2 separate regions of the Mus musculus genome follow, and region 1 is linked to region 2. Evidence: chromatin contacts called from ENCODE POLR2A ChIA-PET data. All regions are on one chromosome and are shown on one strand. The core of a region is the stretch at or near the end of the contact, and the rest is flanking DNA. Distances in the headings are between cores, read along the strand shown.

Region 1 (7,695 bases), core at 2,361-4,860, 49 kb after region 2:
CTGCGACTGCCGGAGCGAGGGGCTTATCCCCGCCTCGGGCGGTTACCTGGGCGGGAACGTCCAGTTGCACCCCCCTTCCTGAGTGGGTTCAGGGGCCTCCGTTGACCCTCGGGAGAGCCAGGGCGTGCGTTTGTACATGGCTAACCTACCCGTGAGGCTCTGAGTAGACAAAATAAACACCCCCTCCCTTGCTTCCTCCTCCCACGACTGGGCCCTCTGGCGTGACCAGTTTTATGAATCAACCCTCTTTTAGGGGATGGCCCAGCCGTAGTCTGGTTACTTTTCCCTCACGGGGGTCAGACAGTCTGGTGCCCTTGTGCAGAATGGTTGCTTGGGATCCTCTGGGCCTTGTCACACATGGCAGAAGCCACGAATACACAGGCAAGCCTGGAGAGGACCGGGAATGGGGAGATTGATAGGTGTACCCCCAGGTGAGGGATGAACTTTGGCTAACCATAATCTTTAGTGCTCCAGTATCAGCGCATCTCATCTCTACCAGTAATGGGCTTTGCTTGGGCTGCAGACCCAATGGCCTATAGCCAGTCTAGTCCTTTGTGTTCCCCAGCTTGCAGCTCTGGGGCCAGAGGACTGCTTAGGTTCCTTGTGGTCACAGGCAGGCCAGCTGATTGGTGCCAACCACACTACCTCACCCCCATTCGTTAACGATTACCACACCAGGGTCATTGACTGCTTCTATTGGATCCCAGAAGCAGCCTCTGCAGTAGAAGAAACCCAAGGCTCAGGAGTTCCCTTGCTTGTTTTTTGCATTAATAGTAGGTGATGCTCCAGGAAGAGGCACCAAGAGAGCCTTCTTCCCTATCTGGGTCAAGAGTTCCTAGGGGAGAGGGTCTGGCTAAAAGGTAAAAGGTCCCTTCCCCCTAGGCTGCTGGGAAAGCAGAGATGTGGGTGGGCTGGAGCCTTGTGAGGGGCTACATTGGTATGGGCAGTGAAGGCCAGTATGGACCCAGCTGTTAGCATGAGCTGGAGCAGGCAGGTGGGGGATGGGAGGGTAGTCCCTAGAGTTTACTGTCCTCTCCCAGGGGAATCAGCCCCCGGGGAACTTCTGTAAACAGAGTGTCAGAGGCAGGAAGAGGGCTCTGGTAATGAGCAGCCCAACTGGATTCCCTCCAGACCATTATCTAGCATCTCCCATCCAGAGAGGAAAGGACCTAGGAGCACACATGCCAGCCCAGGGAGGGGGACAGACGCTGCTTGTCCCCAACTTGCCAAGCCTCAGAGTTGCACACCAGAACAGCCACCTGAGATCTGTGGGTAAAGAGGGCACTACGCAGAAGGTTACTGTGGCAGAGTGTTTGGAGACCACTCTCTGGAAGTGGTGGGAGAAGAGAGAGTACAAGAGGCTTCTCAGACACTGTAAGACTTATACTTTCCTGAGCAAGTCCTCTCTGGCAGATAGCCCTGGGGCCAAGAGAGATAGCCAGACATGCATGCAGGCAGGCAGGCAGACAGACAGTCAGGCACATGCTTAGGTACATGCACACACACACACACACACACACACACACACACAACACACACACAACACACACACACACACAACACAACACACACCACACACACACACACACACACACACACACACAGAGTCACTGCCATTCCAGATATCCCCAGCCTGGGTTAGTTAGGATAAGTACTAAGGAAGAGCCAGGATTTTTGTGGCTAGGTTCAACTGGAGTCCCAGGAAAGTGGGGCTCCATTTGGCAGCAGGAAGTGGTTCCTACCTAACCACCCCCAGCACAGTTCTCTTGGGTAAGTGCCTAAAGTCATTCTTGACCACTGGCAGGTCCTAATCTTATGTGAAGGAACCAGTCACCTTAGATCCCTTAGAGCCCCCCGCCCCCTTCTCCCAGAGCTGTGGAACCCAAGGCCCTTGTGTTGCCAAGAAAACCAGCTCCCCTCACTGCTATGGAATTTGTGTGTGCTTTTGGAAAAGGGAGAGGTGTGTGTGTGCGCTCGTGCGCACGCGCGCGCACACACACACACATATGCAGGAGTGTGGCCCAGAGGGTGTGTGTGTACACGTGACGGCAGCAGGCCAGTAGGGGTGCTCTGGCATCGTTGGGAGGACTAGCCCTCCTTCCTTTTATCAGTTTCCACATTCCAGAGTCAGCCCGGCTGCTTTCCCCAACCCCTCAGCCTGCTGTCCAGGCAGCAGGCCTCCCCCGCTTTTCCTCATTCCAGTCTCCCTGGGTGTGAGGAGGCTTCTTCAGGCCACCTCAGTTTGGGGGCGGCTGGGGAAAGGCAGAAGGCCAGTTCTTCTTTAAGGTTGGGAACACCCCCTCCCACTCCCCCCCCCCCCCAGCTCCTCCTGGGGAATGCAATAAGACTCTGACATTCCTGGAGGCTGCCTAAGAGATCTCATTAAGGAGAGAGCTGGCTTGCCTGAGGGAGCTGGGGTGGGTTGAGAGCCTTCAGCCCCAGCCACTGGACAATAGTGACAACTGTAGGGGCAGAGTGTGGTTCAATGACCAGTTCATAGACCCCAGAAGGGGTTTCTGTGTGTCATACAATAGCTGAGGGTTCATCTGAGATTGCTGAGTAACTTGTAGGACAGTGGTGTGACAAATGGAATAGAGAAAAGACCCTTGTGAGGCCATTGCCTTCTCAGACTCCTGTGCCGGGGAAGCTTGGGGTGGGTGGCCTTCTGTGGTGACTAAGGTGTTGTGGAAGGTCCAGGGTTAATTGCAGGGTTACAGCTCATTCAGTGGGTGACAGGCCCTGGGCAGGGACAAGGCAGTAGGAGGCCGAGCCCCAGGAGCGGCACACCTGCCACGCGTGCTGACAGTGTCCTTCTCCTAGCCCACATCTAGTTGGGCCACAGCCACCACATAGCTCCTGGGGCCACAGGTGTTCTTGCCCAACAGGTGGCACCTCTCTTAAGATGGCACAACCTGCCACCCCAAGGGTTCACTTAAGCCAGAGACTGATCTTAGTCACTGATCTATCTCCCTTGGCTGACAGGTCTGACAGCAGCCAGGTCACCCACCTGGGTGGAGACATGCCACCTTGGCCACACCTACTCCAAGACCCAGAATCCTTTCCTGGACAAACACAGCAGTTGCCCAATGGATGTTCTCGCGGTCCTTTTGGCAGTCCCTGTGCAGACGACCCAACAGAGAACTTTACTCAGAATATAGCTGCTTGACTCTCCCCACAGGAATGACTTAAAAAACATAGACAAAGCCTAGGGAATTGCAGCTTAGAGAGCTTCCTAGGTAGGTGATCTATCCCTGCAGCTCAGATAGGAAAGCCCTGAGTTAGCTATAGGCAGAGACGGGACCCAACACAGGGAAGGGAGTTGGGGTGAGGTCACAAAGCAAAATGAGCAGAACTGGCTTGGGATCCCCTGACTTAATGACCAGTCTGGGCTCTGCCTCCTTTCCTCGAATTCTATTCGAAAACCTATAATAGAGACCCTCAACTCCTCTTCTCTGTTGGGCCAGGACTGCTGTTCTAGAGAGGCAAGATGGGGTGGACCAAACCAGAGCCCAGAACTGCCTTGGACACGTCAGCGAAACTGGAGCCAGCTATTCTGGCCGCCGGCACAATCCCGCCTGCAGGAGGGGGTTGGGGGGGTGGTGTTGGCAGCCTCCTGGGGCTGGGCTGCTGCCAGGCCTGGCAGGCAGAGTAGAGCCCATTCAGTCCAGCCCCAGGAGACAGAGGCTTGGAGCCCAGAGCTGAGAGGCAGACCTTGCAGACCCTATCTATATCTAGCCTGAAGAAGTGTGCGAAGAGGGGTGGCTCTCAGTTGTCCTCTCCACCTCGATGGGCACATGACTAGCTCCAGGGCTGATGTGTTCACTAAATGCCTGGGTCCTACCCCACCCACTCTCCCGTCCCTGCCTGACCTCAGGCATGTGTATGGGTGGGTGTCCACAAGTGTGTCACACACTTGGGTGTGGAGGGCATCCTTAGCCCTTGAGAACTAGATGACCAATACCCTTGGTTGTCTTGACTCACAGATCCCCTGCTGGAGGTCATGTGCTTCAGGAGGTTGGACCAAAGGACCGCTGACCCCACATTCCTTTACAAAACTAAGGACTACACCCCCACTTTCGTATTGCCTTAAGAGTAGACGGATGCCTAGTCATGCAGCTTTGGCCTGGGCCCAGGGGTCCCTAGCTAGCATGACAGTGATACAGTCTCCACAGTAGATCCTGCTCATTGAGGAAGGCAGAGCTCCTGGCTTACAGGCAATACCTCCAGTAGCTAATAATGTTTACTGACCATCTGGCAATTGCTTTGGGAAGCAGGTGCTGTGATTAGCTCCAGTGGATGCTGAGGTGGAGTTTGTGGTCTGGTTCTAGAGCCTGACCTAAATACCTCCTCCTGGCTCTTGGGTACTGAGAACCAGGCCTGTCTGCTGTGATAGAGTCAGGCCGACCTAGGTGAGGAATCTAAGAAGAGGCAGCCTGACCCTTCATAGATGCTGCCCTCCTGACCCCTAAAGGCCAGGCTGTTCCAGAGCTCTCCCCATAACTTTTACAAAGGAAATGGTCACTCTGTAGCCCCACAAGGATCAGATATCAAAACAAAAGCGCTAGTTCTGTCAGAGCATAATCAGCTGAAAGCACAGGCCAGTAGCAACTCTAGAGAAGCTACCTGCCCCCGCCTGTTCATACAGCAGGCACAAGGACGGGCATCCCAGACAAGCTAAATGTCCTTCAGAACTTATTAAAAGAACTCCTTGTTTGAGGCTGGAGAAATAGCTCAGTGGAAGAGAGCACAGGCTGTTCTTCCAGAGGACCCAGATTTGATTCCCAGTACCCATAAGGACACTCACAACCACCTGTTCCACTCCAGTTCCAGGGAGTCCAACAACTTTTCTGGCTTCCACAGGCACTGTACACACCTACACCTACACACACACACACACACACACACACACACACACGCAGGCAAAATGGCAAGGCAACTTTATATATTAAAGAATAAATTCCCTGTTTAAAATCCACACCAAAAAAAAAAAAAAGGAGAAGGAGGAAGGAGGGGGAGGGGAGGGGGAGGAGGAGAAGAAGAAGAAGAAGAGGAGGAGGAGGAGGAGGAGGAGAAGGAGAAGCCATCGTCCATAGGACTGCCTGTAACAGCTCACCAGCTCTGTAGGTGAAAGATGAGGCTCAGTCCAGAAGGAACCCAAGCTGGGCATTGGTGATGCACACCTTTACTCCACAACTTCAGAGGTGGAGGCAGGAGGATCTCTGTGAGTTGAGAATCTGCCTGGTCTATGGAGAAGGTTCCAAGACACCCAATCTCAAGTCAGGCCTGTCTTCTGTTGCTTCCCACCATGGTTAGCCTCTGTCCTAACCACACTGTTCCCAGAACTACCCATGACAGAGCTCCCAGACAACAGACTATCGCTTGCAAACTGGAGTTTTCCAATGCTTTAGATCTACCTTTTGCCAGGGGTCAGGCAAAGAAACTAGCATTATTGGAGGAATGGAATTGGATTAGCTATTCCTTGTATGGTCTTCCTGGCCTAGAACCCTGGTCACTGCTTATCTCTCTTCTACCGATTTGTATGGCTATTCCATAGCTCTCAGCCCTTAGCCAGGCATCCATCCCATGGTCAGCCACTCCTGCATATCCCTTTTCCCTTCGTGCAAAGTAAGGAGCCCCTCCTTAGCACCCATTCAGCCCCACAGCTCTAAGATGGGGAGGACATACGGAAGAGAGTCAAGTGCTAAGCTGATGCCCCCAATTGAGGCCTCACAGCTTGGACAACTGACTGTAGGGCCACCTGCCTGCAATGAGCTCTTACAAATCAGCAGTGTGGCCAGGCTAGCCACGTGCAGGGTCCCCTCCTGTCTGATCCTGGCCTGGTTGCACTGAGAAGACTGACTGGGGGTAGGTCTCTCACCTCCTGTGTGGATGGAGGTCATTTGAAGCCCATATCTGGCAGCCAGGCCAAACAGGCTACCTTGAGTTAGGGAGAATAGAAATGGTCCTATAGGTAAGGGAGCTAGGGGTACGGCACGGCTAACAGGTTTAGGTTATTAACTGAGGAGCCCCATGGTGCTGGTAGGTCAGGGACCCTTGATCCTTGAGGTTCTGGTACTTGTCTCAGCTGATTCTCAATAGGAGCCCCTACCTAAGTGCTCCCTCAGCAGAAAAGCACTGCACAAGCTCTGCAGCTCAAGGAGAAAGGTGAGCAGGACTTCTGCCTAAGGAAGTTGTGAGCTATCTACAGAGCAGGTCAGGGGTTGGGAAAGCTACAAGGTGTTCTTCACTGAGGGATGCTTTGTAGCTCAGAGTAACAGAAGAGAAGAGGCTTTTAGAGTTACCAAGGGAAAGATTCCCTTCCCTGACAAAGGGATACTGCAGGTAGTAGACAGGCAAGTGGACTTAACCTGGGCAACAAAGACTTTTCTTTCACTTAGAGCTGGCATAAGGCCCCACGCAGCTAACTCACCTGTCCTGGGACCCAGTCTGTCTGTCTTCTTCCCTTTCACACCAGGGGCCCTTGTACTTTGGAAAAGGGGAACCCATAGATGGGACAGTGGTAAAGGAAGACCGGGTAGGGGTCTTGTTACCTGTTTTAGCCACACGTGGGGGAAGGGAGGCCCCAGCTCTAGCACAAAAGGCCCTTGTGTGAACAGCAGGTGCCTGGAACTGGAGGGGATTGTCAGCCATTAGAGAGAACTACCTGCCTGGGGAAGGTTTACATACCAGCAAGGCTCAGGCCTATGGGGCACCCAGAGTGAGGACTGTGCCTGAGTGTGGCCCTCTACTAGGAGCCTGAGTGAAGCGAGCAAGCTGTTAACCCCTCTCATCCCAGGACAAGAGCGGGCGCCCCAGCTTTGGTGGGGTTTGATAGGACATGCAGCCGTAGAGGGCATGGGCCTCCCAGGGGCAGACCCTATCACACTGGCTATGCTCAAGTCCTGGGCTCCAGCTCAAATGCACTGTACCTTTAAAAGCCCCTTCTCTGTTACTCTGGAGTGACAAATGATCTCAATTGGCTGCTGAGGGGACTGAGACAGCAGCGGCTGAGCAAGCACTGGCATGTGGAGAGGATGGGCCACTGTCACTTCTGGGGGACAATGCTGTTTATTGTTCTAAGGGCTAGCCCAGAGCAGAACCTCCAAAAATTATCTGAAGAGTTAGCCTGATATTCTTGTCCACTGTTACAGGCCACTGTTCACGGTGAGGACAATGTCTTTCCCCTCACCTGAACCAGAGAGTTCCTCATCTTTAGTTCGTGCTTTGATGATAGGGGAAGAAAAGGAGTTTCAATTCATCCAGCCACCCCTTTCCCCAGACGGGGACCCGACAGGCGAGGACAGCCAGCCAGCCTTTACCCTTCCTCTAAGAACCTCATCACTAGCCACATCCTGGTAGCCCACAGCCCCCATCCTGGGCAGGTCTGACAGCACAAGTGGAAAAACACAGATCCCATAGTTTCCATGTGAAGTTTTCCTGCTGCGGTCTCTCCTCCCTCAGAGGAGGGAGGGAAACAAGAGTGTGTTGCAGGGGCCAGCGGCCTCAACAGTCAGCTTCTCTGCTTACGCGCCCGGGCCAACTGCCCATCCTGTCTCTCCAGCTTCTACAGGGAGGGGCTTCAGGACCCACAGTTCTTCCCGGTGCATGCAGCCAGCTAGAGGGACTGAGCTTGGCTGGGGCAGAGAGGTCTGGGTTCAAGACAGAGAACCTTGTGTTGTCATTGAGCTATTGCGG
Region 2 (7,559 bases), core at 1,700-4,199:
GATTAAAGGCGTGTGCCACCATGCCTGGCTGCCTCCTACTAATTTATAAAACCTCGTTATCAATGAAGGTTGAGGTGGAGTGGGGGAGGGGGGAAGTTGAGGTGGGGGTGGGGCACACCTTTAACCCCAACACTAGTGAAGCAGTGGCAGGCCCATCTTTGAGGCCAGCTACACAGAGACCCTATGTTGAAAAACAAAACAAGCAACCACAACAAAACCACTGACTATGTCAATGTCCCTTTGCCTCAGTTTCCACTTTTGTAAAATGGGAATAATGGGAGTTACTCTTGAAGTTGTTGGGAATACAGTGAAAAATGTAGAGAGAAAATAGTACAGAGAGAGAAGTGGTCTCCTTGAGGATGGGTATTTAGGATAGAATCTTGTATCCCCAGCCAGCTTTAAAATCCAGACACTCCTAGCTCAGCCCACTGAGGACCAGCTGCCTGGATTGAGGCCTGAGTTACTTCTACACCTAATTTAGCAGTCTGTCTTCACTCCTTTTTATTTACGTATTTATTTAGTTTTTTTTTTTTCTGACACAGGCTCACTCTATGTGGCCCTGATTGTCTTGGGACTTGTTATGTAAACCAGGCTGGCTTTGAACACATTATTTTTAAATGCTGATAAAGATCTCACTTTATACATAGCCCAGGTGGCCCTGGAATTCACTATGTAATTCAGGCCAACCTCCAACTTGTGGTGGTCCTCCCAAGTGCTGGGATTTCAGGCTTCTGTGTTTAATCTTGTTGGTTTTGCAGAAAACATCCAAATTTTGTTTACTTTTTTCTCTCTCAGTAGTTACGAGGACACCAGCTAGGTTGTGAAACTGGACCAGGCTTGACATCTAAGGGACCACTTGCCTAGTTTATAGTAAGTGTACCTCCATGTTCCCAGATTGCAGTGAGGAGGGGTCATGCCTCACCACCCAGCCTTGGATTCCAGTCTGAATTCTCCCTGGGAACAAAACAAAGAAAAACACTCTGAAGTTTCTTAGGCTCAAGCATTCCTCAACTGAGGTTGTTGGCCTTTTGTCGCTAAAATGGCACAGCACCTGGTGTCCCCCAATGATACTTTTTTCCCCCGTTATCAGGGACTGAACCTAGGAACACGTGCTGAACTACTTTAGCTCCTGAATAAGCTTTTTTTTTTCCTTTTTCTAAACAGATTTATACTAACTAGTACACCAGTTTCACACTACCGATGTGCCTCAGTTCCTGTAGTCAGCTTAGGTGAGATACTGCACTAGGGCTGGGTTAACAGAATAACAGAATAACTAAATTGCAGATTCAAGATGCCGGGAGAGGGCGCTTTGCAGTCCCTCGCCTCAGACTCTAGTGATGTTCGGCGGCCCTTTAACAGCCTCTTCCTGGAAGCAAGCTTTAGGTCCCAGAGCTGGCCTTCTCCGGGTCCATCTGCCAGCTAATATTTAACCCGGCAGCACTGCGACATTATCCACACAGGGGAAATGGGGGTGGGGGGGCATTATCCCCGCCTTACTCCTGGTGAACCGACCTCTTCCTAAATCCCTTTCATGTATTAAAAGATCATAAGAATCTAATATGTGTCTTCGTTCAAACCGAAGCACCCATCATGACTACATAATCAGTTAAGAGCACTGACTACGTATCCATTTGATCACCACATCAGGAGCACCAATTATGTGCCTACCTTCGCACCAGACCAGGAGCGTGTGCCAAGAGCAGTGCCTGGGAATGGGGATGCCCCATGATCAAGATTCATGTCTTGATGTGGCTCTGGCGCAGACCGAGGCATCAAATGCCCGAATAACAGATTTCCAACCCGGAGTCAGTACTTCACCTACTGGTGATGCTGACTTTGAAGTGCCTTTTCGTTTCCTGAGTTCAAGTCCAACTTCGGATCAGGAGGGCTGTCTTTTTGAACTGAGATTTGTCACCAGACAGGTAAAAAGATATTAGGCGTGGACTCAAGACTCGCCCAAAGAAAACACTAAAGAACGCCAAGTCTGAGCTTCCCAGGAAAAGGTGGGAAACAGCTTGGCTGCGGTGTGCAAGCGTTACTGACTTACATCCACTTTTCAGTGACCAACTCATTGAACTTACTGACGCCAAGTGCGATGACCCCGGCGGCGCTCAGATTAGGGGACCCAGGTTGTCCAGGCGGATGTCACCAAGATAACGGAATCCTGGATTGGTTGTGCCAGGCCTTGTGCTTATTTCACCAGGAGGGCAACTGAGGCTGAAGACAAGGCAAAGCTGGAAGAGAGAAGCGTGGCCTCGAACCTGTCGGAATTGAAAGGCCTTTGCCTGCGCGGTCCTGGATCTGGACTGGGCGGGGAAATCAGGGCCTTCCAAGAGGCATTTCTATCACCTCCGCGGCAGCCAAGGGCCGCGGGGGCCCTGGCCAAGGTGACCCCGCAGGGGGAGGCGAGGGTCCCCGCCCCTCGCCCGCTGCGGCCGCCTCCATCTTCCCGGTCCTTGGGGCTTTTCCTCCTGGCCGGTTCGCCCGCCCCTCTCCCAGGCTTCCCCCAGGGGCGGGATATCTCGCCCTGCCCCCCGCCCCCCAGGCCTTGTCCTAGCGCTGCCCTCGGGCTGGGGGCGGGACCGCGGCAGGCGGGGATGGGGGGGGGGGGAGTCGAGGAGGACGCGCGTCTCTGCCGTGGCGGGGCTCCCTCCTTCGCTCCCCCTTCCCTCCGGTGCCCGCTCCTGCGGCCGTCCGCTCTCCTCCCCTCCCCGGGCCCAGCCTCCCCCCACCCCCACCCTCCACCCCCCGCGCACGCTCCGTCTGGCAGCTGGCGCTCCGGGCCTGGGGCCGCAGTAGTGAGAGGGGTTTGTAGGGAGGGCGGGAGCGAGCGAGCGAGCCGCGAGGGAGGGAGGGAGGGAGGCCGCCCCCCGCGCCCCTCCTCTTCGCCCTCCTCCAAGGCCGCCAGTCCCTCCTCCCACCCCCTCCCTCCTCTCCTCTCCTCCCTCCCTTGCAAAGACATCCCCGCACAGCCCGGCCGCCGCGGCCACCTTCCCTGCCCCGAGCTGCAGATGTGGCGGAGCGGCCGGGTGCCGCGCGGCGCCAGGGGAGCCCGTGCCCCGTAAGCCTCGCGCCCCGGCCCCCGCCCGCCCCGGCCCTCCCCCTCGCCCGCTCCCCGCTGCCCCAGGACCGCCGGAACCCGCAGCCGGAGCCAGTCAGCCCGGCAGCCGAGGTAGGAAGCCCCCGGGCGTCGCGCCGGGAGGACGCGGGCTGGGCCAGGGACTTGCCTGGTGCGCGGGGCAGCGTAACCAGAGGGTCGCCTCCCCCTCCCGCGTCCGCGCCTTGCTCCGGGCCATTGTGAGCCCTCGCTGAGGCCCCTGCGCTCGTTGGTTTTGCGCTCTCCCTTTCTCGCCGGCTCCCTGGCTGGGTCCTTCGATTTCACCGTCTTTTTTCTCTTTCCTTCCCTCCTTCTGTTTGGGGGCCGAGCTGAACTGTGGCCCGGCCCGGGGCGGGCGCAAACTTCACTGGGGAAGTTGGGCGTCTTCAGTAGGGGTGCTCTGCGAGGTGAGAGGGGGCCACCCGAAGCCTGGGCATGAAGTTGTATGGGGCATCTGGCAGCCACCTTTGCTCACCGGTGAGCTCGGGTTATTTGGAAGGTACCCTCCCTTTCTGGGTAAAGTCCTGCTCTCACTACCCTTAACAAGCCTTGGGGGAGGCAGAGAGGGGGGCGTCCCTTGATTCAGCACTAGGAGTTGGAATATTGTGTAGCCTTTGGTCCACTCCTGAAGGGTGGATGGAAGCAGGTGAGGGACCTGGCTGGATGGAGAGGGTGAGTGATTGCATCCTCAGGATGGGTCTGGAAAAGAGGTGACGAGGCAGGTGCATCCCCCTCCTACCAGGATGATGCTTGCACCTCCCCGCAGGCCCCCTAGGATGGGGCTGGAATCCAGGCTGGCACCTGGACGCCTTGGCACACTGCCCTACCCAGTGGGATACTCAGGCCACAGCAGGGCAGCATGCTGCCTGTCTGCCTACCCAGGAGGGCCCGCCCAGCCCAGCCAGAGGGTGGCGGGGAAGCACTGGTTGCAGGGAGTTGCCCAGCCCTGCCCTGGGGCCTGGGAAGCTGGAAGGGATGCTGGGAGGAGCCCTGGGCCCCCAGCCATCAGGGCCCAAGATCTTGGCTCTAGAGGGAATGCTTGACACCAAGGGGGCAGTCAGGCTAGCCAGTGGCCCTACCAAGACTTGAGCTCCCATGGGTCTGGCCAGGGCTAGGGCCTGCGTCTTGGGCTTCGGTGGCAGGCACCCTGCACGGCTGTCTCCCTGTTGTCCTGGCACCCAGGAAGGAAGGTGGGGTTGAGCCATGGCTAGGGAGACAACTGCTATCTTAGCTAGCTTTCTGAAGCCCCTAGGCTCAGGGAATGTAAAACTGTCCCCTTCAGTGTGCCCAGCTCTCCCCAGGCCCTGCTCTGGTGGCACAGTACCACAGCTGTCCCAGCCCCAGCCCACACATCCCTCTCTAGTGACCTCAGAGCCCTCTCTCTCTTTTCTTCCCTCTGGGCTCAGGCTGGGCCTCTCAGCTGGCCCTGGCTTGCACTGGGGGAGGGGTCTCCTAAGACACCCTTTGCTGAACTGCCGTCTAGCTCATTTCAGGATCCAGTCCCAGTGTAATATGTCCCTGTCTGCCATCAGTCAAGCAGGAGGCAGTGCCAGGCTGTGGTTTTGTGGGGTGGGGAACCCTTGGAAGTAGCCCTGTGTCTTTAGCCTTTCCCCCCTCCCCCTTCTTTCCGGAGCTACCATTAGTGCTGACCCCCTGACCCCCTATGCCTGCCTGTCCTTCCCTGTCTGTGACCCCTGACCTTTGGTGTTAAATCCCTCCAGCTGGGTCTCTCCAGCCTCAGAGTGACCCTAGCCCAGGCCCCCTGGGGCAATCTGGCTCTTGGCTCTCTATGCGGGGACACCTGCCAGCCCTCCCTCCTAGATTGGGGGTGGGTGGGAAGCCAGACAATGAGTCACCCCACTTCCAGGCACTGCTGCTTTGGGGGTCACTGGCCGTTAAGGGACTTGCTGGATCCAGGACACAATTTGTGTGTAGGGCATATGGGGGAAAGCTCTTGGCCAAGAAACCCTTTTTTTGTGTCTTGGGTTCAAATCTTGGCACAACCATCAGCATTTGAGTGTTGCTTGGCCTGACTCTTCCCCTGTCCAGGCCTCAGTTTCCTCATCTGTAAAACTTAGGGTCAGGCAAGGTGAGATAGCTGAGTCCTAAGATGAGGCTGGCCTGTGGGTGGGGGCAGGGAGAAAGGATATGTCCAACAAAAGCCAACTCTCAATTATCCGTGGGTGGAGCCAGCATGAATAACTGGATGCCACAGACATCCCAAAACCTCATTTTAAACAATAGTGGAAACCTCTTTCCGCAAAGCTTTTGTTTCTGAAAAACTCAGCTGCAAAAGGGTACTTGTAGTCATTTCTTCTTTAGCCCTCTTTGCTTAGTGTGAGTGTGAGTGAGGGGCTAGAGGGCAAATTGGACACAAGACAGACAAAAGTCTGCCAGGGCCACTTCTCAGGACCCGGAGGGAAGCTGGACCTCACCTCTGCATCTCAGGCTGTCTTCCAAGGCTGGTTCAGCCTTGGCCCTGTGTAGTGGGAGGGTGCACTGGCCACCTAAATTGTTCCAGGGTCTGTGCTGGCTTTGGCGTGGAGGGAAGAATGTGGTTTTCCCATGCACATTTCCGTCTCCCCAGCTGGACTCTCCTGGAATCTGAATTTCCCACTTATGGGAGAGGGCGGTGCCAGTGCTGGGCAGGGTTTGGGGCAATCCCAGAATGAGGGAGGAGAAGGGTAACAGCTGTGGCTAGGGGACCAGATGTTGAGGCTGGGGCCTGCAATTCTGCTCTTGGGGAGGCATTTGGGGTGCGCGCGCGTGTGTGTGTGTGTGTGTGTGTGTGTGTGTGTGTGTGTGTGTGCATGTGCTATGTTGCTCCTGGCTTGATCCCCCTTGGGCCTTGTACCCAGTTGGGAAATTTGGATTCCAGAGGAGAGACTCTCTCAGTCAGGGCTGAGTGAGCCTTTCCCAAGGCTATCCCTGAATCCCTTCACTGGTCATCAATGGTTGTCACTTGGAGGCCATCCTTACTGAGTGGGAGGGCCCTTTCTCTTTTCAAGGATGGTGGGGACCCTATGGCTGGTATGGGTGTGTGCTAAGCAATGAGGTACCCTCTCTTATCAGACACAAGGGTCTCTGGGTGGAGATAGAGCATTTGGGTTCTCCAACCTCTGCCTAGAAGTCTCTTCCCTAGGAGCTGTGGAGCATCCTCACACCAGCCTGAGTTAGAATCCAAGCATGCATATGGAAATTCACCTCTCAGGACAGCAGAGCCGGGTGATGGGCCAGTCATCCACCCCTGGCCCAGCCTGCTGCCAGGGGAGTGTGGACTGAGGCCCCAGCTAGGCTTGTGGGACAGTGTTTTTCTTAGGTGGCTGCAGCGGGCCCCACCCTGGGGAGTTCTAACACAACACACAAGCGTGGCCAGGTTGGGAACTGGGCATTTTTAACAAGCACCTCCATGGCTGATCACAGGGACAGGATGGAGCAAGCCTGCTCTGCTAGTAGTAAGAGGCCATGTTCGCATGACTGTCTGCCTGCCCCCACCTCTATCTTCCACCCTCTCAGAGTCAGCCCCCCTACTCACTCTGGCTAATAAAAATGGCACAAGTTCCCCAGTACGGTGTTGAGGGGTAGCGCTGATACCCTCCTAAAATTCCTCCCTGGGAAAACCCCAATCGACATGCCTTCCACTTGCCTGGCTAACTTGGCAAAGGGTGTGTTTGTATCCTCACCTGAAATTGCCAAACTTGTGACTGAGACTCATTTATCCCAATTTGATAGTGAGGAGACTGAGGCTCAGAATGGATAAGGGCCAGTGGGCATGTGGGCATGGGAGGGGTATGCCAGCTAGTTTCCTAGTCTGGACATAGCTAGGGCCTTGTGCCCTGAGCCGCTTGCTCGGTTTTCCTTTACAGCTGCCTCACCCTGCTTCTCTATGGAAGATGGGAGATGAGAGGTTAAACCTGGCTGTCCTCCCCATTTGTGCCCTGGGGTTTGGAGGCCATCCTCAGAAGGCCTCTAGAAACCTCACTTACATCTGGTTGGTCCCCTAGGAGTCCGGAGATTGAATCTGGGTGACCCTTCTGGCACTGCAGCTGGGACACCTTCCTCTAGGCATCTCCAGGCTGGGCAGACACAGCCCTTGACTGTGGCTGGTCATTCCACATCCCCCAGATTGGAGAGGGAGGTCCTAGTTAGCTGGTGGCTGGGCTGGGAGGGGCGTGAGGGTGGGAATGACTTTGCTTCGGGAGCACGGGCTTCCCATCTGCTCCAGATGCCCTCGGTGGGGGATGGGTAAATGGGCTGAGAATCCTCCAGTGCCAGGACTGGGGGTGAGTAAGGAGGACTCCTCAAGTTCTTTGTCTTGGGTGCCTGAGAGCCTAGGTAGTATCCACCACAGGGGAGGAGTCTGGGGCCTTCCAAGAGTGAAGTGTAGGTGCCCTAGCAGATGGCTAGGGGAGGGGACTCACATCTAGCTTTGGGTGTCTTCCTCCAGTCTCTCGGCCAAGAG

Evidence for each region. ChIA-PET counts read pairs that join two places held with the same protein, here RNA polymerase II (POLR2A).
Region 1: POLR2A ChIA-PET joins it to region 2 with 15 read pairs in Patski. The contact joins the enhancer-like site here to the promoter of Glis2 in region 2. POLR2A ChIA-PET finds 5 or more read pairs at or near these places in 3 of 5 experiments (Patski and embryonic stem cell).

The regions. Positions count from the first base shown.
Region 1 is chr16:4,640,231-4,647,925 of GRCm38, forward strand. All of the region lies in intron 9 of Coro7 (coronin 7), which reads right to left. The region is part of intron 1 of Vasn (vasorin); the gene reads left to right. Among named protein-coding and RNA genes, the nearest start is that of Vasn, 4.1 kb to the left of the region's middle. Within about 2 kb of position 3,611, at least 3 of the 3 ENCODE cell types and tissues checked have a DNase peak (open chromatin) inside an H3K27ac peak, as active enhancers do.
Region 2 is chr16:4,591,764-4,599,322 of GRCm38, forward strand. It overlaps Glis2 (GLIS family zinc finger 2), which reads left to right and starts at 2,950. Exons shown (of 7, transcript NM_031184.3): 1 at 2,950-3,172. It overlaps D330022H12Rik (a long non-coding RNA gene), which reads right to left and starts at 2,492. Exons shown (of 2, transcript XR_875867.3): 1 at 1,669-2,492; 2 at 1-954.